Linked DNA regions of Homo sapiens: regions 1 and 2 are each linked to region 3. Evidence: chromatin loops called from intact Hi-C (ENCODE). Cell type or tissue: GM12878. All regions are shown on one strand.

Region 1 (4,000 bases), 260 kb after region 3:
AGTCCAACTGTGGTTGTGTCTTCTGAAATTTTTGTGAGAAAAGCTGTGCATTCTTATTATTTTACATGGAATTCCCCTGAATTTTAAATGTTGGCAACTAAATTTAAATTTAAATAAACATCAGTAATATCAACACTTTACAGTCAATGGTTAAGGCTAACCACGAGAACACTAAGGGACAGATGCCCACAAATATTTGAGACTGTGGGGCCACAGGATCTTCAAAGACCCTTTTCTCTATAACTTAAAAAACAAACAAACAAATATATATTCATTAGTATGCTCTGAGCACACTCTAAGGCACTTTGAATGTCCTAACTCCTTTAATCTACGCAACAAGCCTATGAGGTAAGTGCTATTGTTATCTTCATTTTCCAATGGAGGAAACTCAGGAACAGAGCAGTGAAGTGACTTGCCTGATGTCACAGAGAAAGAAAGTCTTAGAACTAGAATTCCAACAGCTCCTCTGGCACCAATGCCCAGAAATCTCATACCTTTCATACCTTTGTTCAGGTATGAAATAAGAAACATATTTCTTATTCTTTTTTTTTTTTTTTTTTGAGACAGAGTCTCGCTCTGTTGCCAGGCTGGAGTGCACTGGCCCGATCTGGGCTCATTGCAATCTCCGCCTCCCGGGTTCAAGCGATTCTCCTGCTTCAGCCTCCCGAGTAGCTGGGATTACAGGCACATGCCACCACACCCAGCTAATTTTTTGTATTTTTAGTACAGACGGGGTTTCACCATATTGGCCAGGATGGTCTCTATCTCCTGATCTTGTGATCGGCCCATCTCGGCCTCCCAAAGTGCTGGGATTACAGGCGTGAGCCACTGCGCCTGGCCTTCTTATTCTTTAAAAAATAAAATTTCTTAACATTCGTTTATAAAATTTGTCACTGGTGACAATGAGCATATTTATTTCAATGTGTATAAAATCGTAGTTTAGAGTATTTTATTTTGTATGTGGAGAAAAGATGGGCTTATTAGGTGGCTGAATACTAGTGTAATCACATCAATATACTGCCTACATCAGTGAGATTGAGGGGAATCAGATACTGATTAGGATCAGTCTCTTCCAATCAGGTCTCATATGCAAATAAACAACTGCCTTTTGATTGGCTGCTGATGATCCTCAGAAGAAGCTATTAATGTTTTGCTTTTCTGGCTGCCTTAGTACAGCCAGAGAATGTTAATACAAATAGAAATTCGGCCATATATTTAAGCAATCTGTCACAGCAAAGAGATTTCCAGAGCTTTTTGGTTAAAGAGGTTTTTGAATGTATGCATGAGCAATATATGGGCTGACTTTTTATACTAGCAAATATGAAGATGTATTATCCCCTGAGGTTTGTTATTAACCTCAGTTTCACCTCTGTTAATATTTACTTCACAGGTCAATAAATCTTGATATTCACTTCAACAGAAGCCAATATCTTCAGATTACGAGTTATTAATCTTGGCCAAGCTGAAAAATTGTGTGACTATTTTTCTTTTGCTAAAGAAAATGAGGACTTTTTGTCCGTTTTTCCCTCAGCCTCTCTTAAAAGGGAAAGTTAATTTTTATCTGAATCGCCCAACTTCCTTATCAGCTTTAGTGCTTGAGGTTGAGGTATGAGACTTCATAGGAGTTTCAGAAACCTCTCTGTCTCACTGAAGCAACTGCAGGAAGTAGGGGATAAACAAATCCTATCTTAAATCCTCCTGGGAAATACTCTGATTTTAGGAGGAACTAAGAGAGGGTTGTGGCCAAATTACTCCTGCCCATCTTTGTGTTATTTATGGCCTTTGCTTGATTTGAGTTAAAACAAATGTACTTCTAGAACCTGGCAGCAAAATGCTATATAATAGAGAAGAGCAGCTGTATCTGGCCCATCTCAGGATAAAAAGCAAGTGTGAAAAGACATCGGTGAGTGCATTTGGTTCTCAACAGCATAAATGTTAGGATTGAACTGTACAACAAAAGCAATTAAGTTGTTGTTTTGAAGGAGTGTTTTTAGTTCTGTAATTTGTAAAACCATGTCTATAATGACAAATAAATCCAAAACAAAAGGAGATGAAAAAATTATGGAAGAAGTTAGAGGTTATCTTTCCTGACGGCTGGTGGTTCCTCCTTAGAGGGTAGAAAAATGTGGCATTTGGAAATAGCTGCATAGAGGGGAAAGGGTCTTTCCAAAAACTGACAAAGGGGAAGATTTTCCAAAATGTTTTATGGGTGATACCAGGGACAAGGAAAAGCTGCTAAATGTGGCGAGGGGACTCTGCTCAGGCAGGCAAAGCCTCTAGAACCCTGCCTCTCAAAGGGTGGTCCTGGACCAGCAGCATCAGCGTCACTCAGGAACTGATTAGAAAGAAAAATTCTCAGCCCTATCCCAGAGCTATTGAATCAGAAGCTGTGGAGGTGGGTCCCAGCTATCTGCGCCTGATCAATCACAAGGTGCTTGTGATGCACGTTTAATTTTGAGAATCACTGCCCCAGGACATGGATTTTTCAATCTTATCTATTCATTGCAATTCCTTGAAGAGTTTCAAAAATAATAATGTCTCGGTTTTGCCTCCAGAAGTTCTGATTCACTTGGTCTTGCATATGACCTGGGCATCAGGATATTTTATAGCTTCGTAAGTGTTTTTAAGTGGCAGCTAGGGTTTAGAATTACTCTAAGGCAAGCTTCCATCCTAAATTACATTTTCAGATCTAATGATCTCTTTTCATACAAAATATTTTGCCGTGTTTCCCTTACTTTCCTGAAATAAAATTTGTATAAATATTACTATACACATATTCTTAACTGCAATGTTAAAGAGAATAGAAAAATAATTTATAATAATATAAATTTCAGATGTATTTTATTTCATTTTATTATTATTTTTTGAGACGGAGTCTCGCTCTATGGCAGGCTGCAGTGCAGTGGTGTGATCTCGGCTCACTGCAACCTCCGCCTCCCAGATTCAAGGAATTCTCCTGCTTCAGGCTCCCAAGTAGCTGAGACTACAGGTGCGTGCCACCATGCCCGGCTAATTTTTGTATTTTTAGTAGAGACAGGGTTTCACCACGTTGGTTGGGATGGTCTCGATCTCTTGACCTCGTGATCTGCCCGCCTCGGCCTCCCAAAGTGCTAGGATTACAGGCGTGAGCCACTGTGTCCATCCCAAATATTTTAATTCATGTGTCTGACTACACTTACAATGAAGCAGACAGAAGTCTGCATGAATTATCATGAATGTGACAGTTGCAAATGCAGATTAATCCATGTGTGTTGAATTGGCAACTTGGAAGCCATGGGTGCATTACTATGGGTGACATGTTTTTCTGCAAGGAAGAAGAGATCTTGGTAAAGTTTCTAACAAAATAATGAGTGATTTTTGCTTTTAAGCCCCAATTTAAAGCCTGCACTTAAAAAGAACAGTAACTTTATTTTAGTGGATATCATGATACCTAAGATCCCCCTCTAGGAAAGAGGCACTTATTTTCCCAGCTGCTGGAAGTGCTAATGGCTGATGCCCCTTAGCTGATTGTCCTCTTTGGGATTTGTGCTTGGCTGAAGAGAGTGTCTTGCCCCAAGATCATACCCATTTTTCAGGCACAAACTACATTCAGTGGCTGGTCAGTGCAGGGTTATAAAGGTGCAGCTCTCCTGCCTCAATTCAGAACAACTCTGAAGGGCCCTCTCAGCTCTAGATCTCCAGGTTGGATTGGCTGAGACCTTTGCTGCAACTATACTGTAGCTCAGCTTCTCTCCCTGCCCTCAATGACTTCCCTCTGTCTCTCAGGGGTGCTGATTCTGAGCATACTCTCCAATAAACCTCCTGCTGCTATCTCAGGAGCTGACCAGTGATACACCATCTTAGGGAAGACCGAAGTCCTTTACTAATCAGCTGGGTCACGGTTATCTCAAAAGATTCTTATCTAGCATTTGATCCCATATGGAGTGGCTTTGTTGAGACAGACAGGGAAAAACTGAAATTGCATTTAATTGAATGACTGCTGGTGGCATAAAAACAGGCA
Region 2 (4,000 bases), 150 kb before region 3:
GCTGATAGTCTAACTAAAACCAGGGGATGCTGTGACTATTCTATTTATTGGAGAAAGCCTCTGAAGAATTTGTCAGGATAAAGAACCATTAAAGGGCTTGAAGGAGCAGCAGGGAGAACTTATTGCCTTTGTTTTGTTGTTTTTTTCATTTTTATATGTTCAGAAGAGTACGTATCCACTTCAAAAAATAATTATGAAAAAGAGGAGGACGAAGGTGATAGAAAGTAAGGTCTTAAGAAGCTTAATGTTAATCCAGACCAAATCTCACGGACATAAGACCTGAGCTCACTATATCTCTTATCTACACTCTTTTCAGGCCAAGAGCAATGCTTATAGGGTAAACCTACAGAACTTTCAAAGGAGAGAAATCTCACAGTCTCAATGTACCTTGACTTGAATGAGGAATTTAAAATAAAGTCTCCAAGACAGCTTTGTGGATAAGATAGAGAAATGATGATTGCTGTTCAATACAGGTAGACAGAGTTGTGTCTGAATGATCAACTATACTTGGAATGTTGATCAATGTCCCGTTCTAACTGATTGCATCATTTCAGATATGTTTGAGTGTAAATCCCAGGAAACCTATCTATTAGTGGTTTAGGCAATGAAGATACAGTTATTTCTCATAACAAGAACTCTGTGGATAGGCATAACAGGCTGGTTCAGAAGCTCCTTCATTTTCATCGTATTGACTCTTCCTTCATGCTTGTTACCTCATGATCATCAGATGGCTTCCATGGTTCCAGGCAGTGCAACCACACTCAAAAGTAGAAGCAATTGAGTAATTGTGTTAAAAAAGTATGTCTTGGGTTGATATTGCTTTTTTTTTTTTTTAAATGACAGCAAAATATGTTTCCACATTTCTTCTATAGGTGTACCTTATTTCTCACTAGACAACACTAGCTTCAAGGAAAACTGGCAAAGTGGGTCTCTGGCATGTTTTAAACTTTATAACTAAAAAGGAAAAACTAAGAGGGTTGGGGAAAGGCTAGTGAATTAATTGACCAATTATTCCTGCCACATGGGGAAAGAGGCAGGTGTATCGTAGCGTTTTTGTGGTGCTAGCATAAGAAGACAATTTATTAACAATTTGAAAAAGGCATGAAAGTCATGATTATAGTATTTTCAAATGACATCTGGTGAGAACAGTTATTATCTTGACTTGCAGAATTTCATTTCAAAAATACTTTTTTCTCAAATATAAAACTTTACATTTAAATGAAACAGAAATTGCTTAAGCATAGAGATATACCTGGCTTGACTTCAGTTAATGTAAAAAAAATCCAGTGGGGTTTAAGTTGGTTGCTAATACCAAAAAAAGTAACTGAGAGAGATAGCATTTCACCAAATTCAAAGAAATAAAAACACACAAATTATGAGTAAGTTGGCTAGAAATGATCTTTCTCATTTTTTGGGTGATTTTATCTCTTTATATTATTCATTCATTCATTCATTCATTCATTCGGGACAGTCTTATTGAATATATCTTATGTGCAGGGCACAGTACTAGGCACTGGGAAAAGTAGCAATGCAAAAGATAGAAAACAACTAAATATGTAGAGTCACCATTTAATGAAAAAGTATGAAAAGTCTTACAAAAATAGAAAGTCAAAGACATTGCGACACTGAGTAAGCAGAGGTTTTGACCTGGCTTTCTGGATGCAGGAAGCTTTCTGTGAGGAACTGAGATCTAAAAGATGAGAAGAAACTAGACAAGGTGAGGAGGAAGCATGAAAGGCCAGAAAAGAACCAGCCCTTTTTGAAGGTGCTGAGGTGGAGAGAAGTAGGGTGAGCTTGAGAAAATGAAAAACCTGTGTGGTTTTTAGAGTGGAACTGGGAGAGGACATGGAAGGCAGGAAGGTATCTCAAGGTGAGGCTGCAGAATTGTGCAGACAAGTCTTTCACAGCTTTCTGGGCTGTGATAAGGATGTCGATCTTTATCCTAAAAGCATTACAATGCATTGAACAATTCTCAGCAGGAGCAAGGCACAATCAGCTTTGCCCTGTAGAAAAATCCCCCTGGCTGGTATGCACAGAACGGACTGAAGGGAGCAAAAGTAGATGCAGAGAAACTGGTTAATAAGCTGTTGCCATTTTGGATGTAGAGATGCTGGCAGCTTGGACTTTAGGAGTAGAGAGAAGAGGAGATATTTAGGATTTGGAGATGGATTAGATGCGGGGTGAGGGAGAGAGAGTTTCAAGACTGACTCTTAGTTTTCTAGCTTTTGAAACTGAGCAGATGGATTTGCTTTCACTGAGAAAGAAACACTGGAGGAAGACTGGGATTGAAGGAAGGGGTGGAGGTCAGTCTGGATCACGCTGAGTTGTGTGTGAGACATACAAGGGGCACAGTCAGCAGGCTGCTGGATGTGTGGGCCTGGAGCTGTGGATGAAGATCAAACACATGATCATCTGCTTAGAGAAGGTGTGGAGCTACAGTGTGGATGAGGTCCTGTGGGTGGGTAGTACATTGGCAGAATAAAAGCAGGCCTAGGACCAAGCCTTAAAGAACCAACCTTGAAGGAGGCAGGTATATCACAGGGTTTCATAGTCAAGTTTGAGGAGTTCATGGTCAAGGGTATATCATAGTCAAGTTTGAGAAGAGGAGGAAGACCTGGCAAGTGACACTGAAGAGTGGGAAGTTGGAGGAGGAGGAAAACCAGAAGAGTTTGGCATCGCAGAAGCCAGAGGAAGAGAGTGTGGCTGGGGGGAATGGGCAGTGCTGTAGAATGCATTAATTTTACCTGCATCAAGTTTGGTGGAGTGGAAGGAACGAAAGTCTTCCTTACCTGCTTCTCATCTGAAATCAAGATACATCCCCCTAAATTGAGTATATTTAATGAATCATGTTGAAAATTCCCTATTCTCGACATTTAAATTGTGTGAGTTTAACCTTTGATCTTTCTCACTTTGTAAATCACCCAACCTAAATTACTTTTCGGTGATTATTTTTTCCCCTTCTGTGAGCCAGTGGCCCAGAATGGAAAACAAGCTTCCCCCTCAGCTCTAGAGGTTTGCATTTCAAAAGACCCTCAGCCACCAGCTGAAAAACTCTGCAGTGGATTTGCAGTAGGTTCTGTCTTCTCAGTTCCTCTACCGGAGGAGCACAGCCAGCCAGCTCACTAAATGAGGACGGGTGCTGACCTTGTGTTGGCCCCAATCCACTGTGCATTTCAAAGCAGATTAGGAGACACTTTGAACAAGCTTTTGCTACACGCCAGGTGTCCTTCCAAATGCCTTGGGTAGAACTAGAGATGAGTTCCATGAATTGTTAATGCTGATCTGAAACAGGGCTTTCAATAATTCCTGCCCTCATTTCTTCCCTGGATGAAAATCACATTCCAAAGAAGGGCAAAAGGCAGTCCTCCAAAAGCACTCCCAGAATTGACCACTGACAAATTAGAGAGATGATAAATTCCGGTGTAAAATAGAAGTTTATTTGGTTACTTTTCATTCTGGCCGCTAATTTCAGGTCACCAATTTTTCATTCTGAATGGGTGTATGTAAATCTTGCCTAAAACTTTTTGCCTTTTCTGGCAGCTTGGGATGAGTTCTTATGAAGGATTCAGACTGGCATCATTAATATTTTTAATTGCTATGGTCAAATAGCTTCGATTGAATGGTGTAGAATTTGGTGTCTTAAGACACTTTAAATACACACATGTGCACACACGCAAACTATGGCTTAGTTAATTTTATTTTTAATCTCAAATACTAGTTTTGTGTCTCTGACTTTTAGCAAATTTTCCCCAGCCTCCTCCACTCTCTCTCAGGCCCACCCACCAGTTTCTTTGGCACACTGTTTCTTCCCTCTGCAGCTCACTGCCTCCCCCTTCCTTGCTAAGTGAATTCTTTCCAGGTACAGTGACATCTGGTAGTGAAAGAAGAAATAATCAACTGCAGCTGAGAAATATTCCCCAGTGATATTTGCAATACTAAAATTTCAGCCTTGTGTCAGGGAGAGATGCGAATGGACTATTTGCAGGAAGAAGTTTCCCTT
Region 3 (4,000 bases):
GTAGAACATACAGATAGGAAAAAAGAGAAAAACCGGAACTACTTATAATCCCATAACACAGAAATAACACTTCTTCACATTTGGTCTGTATCTGCATCTGTATGCATCTTTGTATCTTGGCCTACATTTGTGCCTGTCCCTTTGTCTGTGTGTGTGTCTTTATCTGTAACTAGATCTATATTATGCTTATATTTATCACTATATTTAAATAACATTTAAACATTTCCCATATATGTACCTACACATTTTATTTTATAATCTACTTGTTTACTTAACAGATCATTGCAAACATATTTCCATGTTACATGCATTCTTCTTCAAAATTTTTAGTAGCTGTGTATTATTCTATTGTATGGACAGAAGTTAGTTATTTAACCAATCCTGTACTACTCTGAATTTAATAATTTTATAGATAAATTTGTACATAAACCCTAATTTTGTCCTTAGGAAAACCCCTAAAATTGAAGCCTCAGTGTCAAAGTTAGGTATGTGTATGGAGCTTTTGCCTCAAAGGAGCAAGAAAATTTGCCTGGGAGGGGTTGGGAAGGAGGGAACAGGAAAGCATGACTTTTGAGTTGGGGCTTCAAGAAGGAGCAGAGTGTGGTGGAGGGGAGAGGTGACAGTCTTGGAAGAAGAGAAAAGGGGCAGGCAGGGGACTGCGGGGTGTGTCCAGGGTGCAATCTCTGAGCTCCTGAGTTCTGGGGGTGCTGTTGGGGAGGGCCTGGAGGTGTGGCCTGAGGGTAGCGGAGGAGGAAGGGAAGGGGACACACACACTGCAGATGTATCCAAATCTTTAGGGTTTTATGTTTCAAAGTGCACATTCCTACTGCTTTCCTTCCAGGTTTGAGATTTTCGTCTCTGCCCTCTCCCTTTGAGAATCCCTGTATAATAAGAGGCATGACTGATAGGCAATGTTGCCCATAGGAATAGTGTGGAGGCAGGAAAAGAAGAATCATTGTTAGGAACAGGAGGGAGCCACTGAATGTTTGTGGGCAGAGAAGTGACAGATTCCATGGAATTCACTTAGATATGCTCTGGGCTTCTCAAACCATCCGTGGTGAAGGACCAGCTGTTTTCTGCCTTTTCTCATATATTACAGACTGATATTTTTAGAAACTATAATAAAAAATGAGTTACTAGAAAAATGTAATAAAAAGGTACAAAATGCAAGCACCAATTATTAATTATTAGTTTCAACAGACACAAAATAGCTTGTCAAATTGCTACAAAAGCTTCACATGCTTGTCTTAATCTCTGTTCTCTCCTCATTGCACACCTGTAATCAACAGTTTGCCAATGTCCCCACTCTACAAATGATAGCATGAGTGCAGCCTCTGCTCTGCAAAGATCTGATCTGAGGGAGAGAGGCTGATTAGGAGGCTGTATGCTGTATTTTAGAAGACAGAGAGCAGATCAGGGCCTGGTCTAAGGCAAGAGCAGGGGTAAGAAAAGGAGGGAAGACAAATGAATGAGTAAGACTTTTGGTCTTATTTCAGCCATTTTGTTTTATGCTTAAAAAATGCTTTTGATTAGTTTCTTTGTTTTCTGTCTGATGCTACAATTTTTTAGGGGTGGCTTTTATTTTCTGTAATCATTTGGAAGGTACACATTCTGTTTATTAGCACTACAAGTAGTTTTCATTAAGTTTTTCAAAAACGTATGGCACCTTTATTTCTCCAAACTTGATAGAGGAAAAAAAAAAAAGAAAAAGAACCATTGTCTTTTGACCTCCCATTCTCTAAAATGAGAAATGCTCTACATTTCAACTTTCTCCTACTCTCCATTTTTCATTCTTTACTCTTGTTAATATAATTTGGGGGTTATACCTAAATTCTTATTATTAAACTATTATTATATGGCTTATATGTCTCATTTCATGATCGCTTTTGATATATTATAACCATATTTATAATATTCATTTAGATATAGCTCTGTGTTTAACTGGGTTCTGTGTTTACTGTTGGTGCTTTTATACCAAAGCTTTTTTTTTTTTAAAAAAAAAATCAAGTTCATTTATTTTGAATCACCTCTTGCTATGATGAATGAAAGCATTAAGTAAAATTGCCAGGGTAACCAACTGGGAGTGTGTGTGTGACATGAGAAGAAAAGCAGCCTGACCTCTTGGAGCCGGCTGGCATCACAGCTAGACTTTAGTGCTCTCCTGTTGAAAATAACTTCACAGAGCATCAGTGTCAGACCAGGCTACTCTGTGATGATGGTGGAGCATGACAAAGACAAGACCACTTCATGACCATGTCTGAACACAACAAAACATGTACATTGTACAAGCCACAGAAGTGACCAACCATCCCCCTCTCATGGCTAATACAAGGGATTGCTGCTTCTTTACCAAGTACAGCGTTAATCTTTTCTGGTCTTCCCACATTCTAGATAGATAAGATTTATTAAGATACCCATTCATAAGATACCCCTGCTTCTGGACATCAGCCAATCCAAACCAAAGCCCTACACACTAAAATCACTTAACACAAAACACAAATCCTACAAATGCTTTGTAATGCCCTCTCACTAACAAGACTCAAGGTTTCCCACGGTGTGAATTCTCCCTCACTGAAATGAGTAATAAACCCAACATTTTTAGATGTGTTCCTGGTGGTCTATAGCTGGAGGGCATTCACAAGGAGAATTATTGCTTTGATGGTCCTCCTTATTAGCCTCCTCATATCTACCTCCTCTACCCAGTAACTTTGTATCCCTGCTACCACTCTGAGACCAAGCTAAGATGATGGAGGACGAGAGAAATAGAGATCAGTCAGGTGAATCTAATTGTCTGGACAAGGCCACAGTCATGTGAAGTATCCCCGCTCAGATCTGCAGAAATCCCCAGACAACTCATAATCTTGTGAACAAAAATAAATGTTTATTGTTTTATCTCACGGAGATTTTGTGGTTGCTTGCTTTGCAGCATTATTGTGGCAATAGATAATGGGTACAGTTTACTGTCTAAGAGTATATTTCTTTTGACAACCTACTTTGGGGAGAATTATTGGATCATACACTTTTCTTCGAAACTTTATAAATTTGCTCCATTGTATTCCAGTGTTGGGGCTTGATTTTAGCTTCTGCTTAAACTGTTGTGATTTTCTCTTGGTATCACCAATTATGTATAAGTTAGGTCTCTTATCCTCATTCTATTTACCAATTTCTTATTTATCTTTTTATCTTTAATTGCATTTTTAATTTTCTTGAACTCTTTCCCTTTTTCGATTGGCTCCATTTTTTGTCTAAGGCCAAAATTAAATCTCTTTTCCCATCACATCTTCATTCAACTCTTGTTTCATAGGTTTTCGATCTAAGTTATATTAAAGGTATAATATTTTTCTTTTACCTGTAATTACTCTTTAAAAAATATGCTATTTATTTATTTGTGTTGTCAGGGAAATACTTTCCTTCTCCAATAATGCAAAATTGTAGAATTATTTTTATTGTGTGTGTCTGTGTGTATAGCTACATAGATAAGTAGATATATAGATATACATATATACTCCTGGAGTTTTCAAAAAAATAAGCACATGTGTTCTTCATCCCATTATCTCCTACCTAGATGATGACACATACTCCTTGTATCACAATTGAAGAGTGGATGGATATATATATAGCTCCTAACCAAGTTTCCATTGTTTTTTTAGACACTTGTCTGACAAAGCTTTTCTGCATTATCTGCTCTTAATTTTCTGAATATGATGAAGAAAATTATTTCTGAGTAATCCAAAACAATGTGTAATTACTATGTCATAAGTTGCAATAACTACTATTCTCAATTCTTCTGGCTTTTCTCTTTTCCAATGGCTGCTAAAATCCCAGGATACAATGCTTCATTTCCTGTCTACTTCCATTCTGGGCCAATGGAACTACCATGTCCAGTGGATTCAGAGTTGTGCTTTTTGATATAGTAGCCACTAGTAACCTGTGGCTATTGAACACTTGAAATGTGTCTAGTCCAAATTGAGATGTGTTGTAAATGTAAAATACTCGCCAT

What was found. Peaks named below come from ENCODE experiments on the same cell type or tissue, not always from the same donor. Only the 100,000 strongest peaks of a DNase experiment are listed, where the experiment ranks them.
Region 1: a loop joins it to region 3, with 1.9 times the contacts of the local background. A loop is called at or near these places in 1 of 110 quality-filtered maps.
Region 2: it touches region 3 in a loop (2.2-fold over the local background); 1 of 110 quality-filtered maps calls a loop at or near these places.

The regions. Positions count from the first base shown.
Region 1 is chr3:30,982,707-30,986,706 of GRCh38, reverse strand. No RefSeq gene overlaps it. Among named protein-coding and RNA genes, the nearest start is that of GADL1, 90 kb to the right of the region's middle. In GM12878, no CTCF peak of the experiment used is centred here; a DNase peak (open chromatin) is centred at 1,670; H3K27ac peaks cover 195 bases.
Region 2 is chr3:31,390,512-31,394,511 of GRCh38, reverse strand. No RefSeq gene overlaps it. Among named protein-coding and RNA genes, the nearest start is that of STT3B, 140 kb to the left of the region's middle. RefSeq lists an enhancer at 1,839-2,048. In GM12878, no CTCF peak of the experiment used is centred here; DNase peaks (open chromatin) are centred at 1,781 and 3,138; H3K27ac peaks cover 805 bases.
Region 3 is chr3:31,243,876-31,247,875 of GRCh38, reverse strand. No RefSeq gene overlaps it. Among named protein-coding and RNA genes, the nearest start is that of MIR466, 84 kb to the right of the region's middle. RefSeq lists an enhancer at 2,266-2,335. In GM12878, a CTCF peak has its summit at 2,322; DNase peaks (open chromatin) are centred at 2,276 and 2,710; H3K4me3 peaks cover 845 bases; H3K27ac peaks cover 3,654 bases.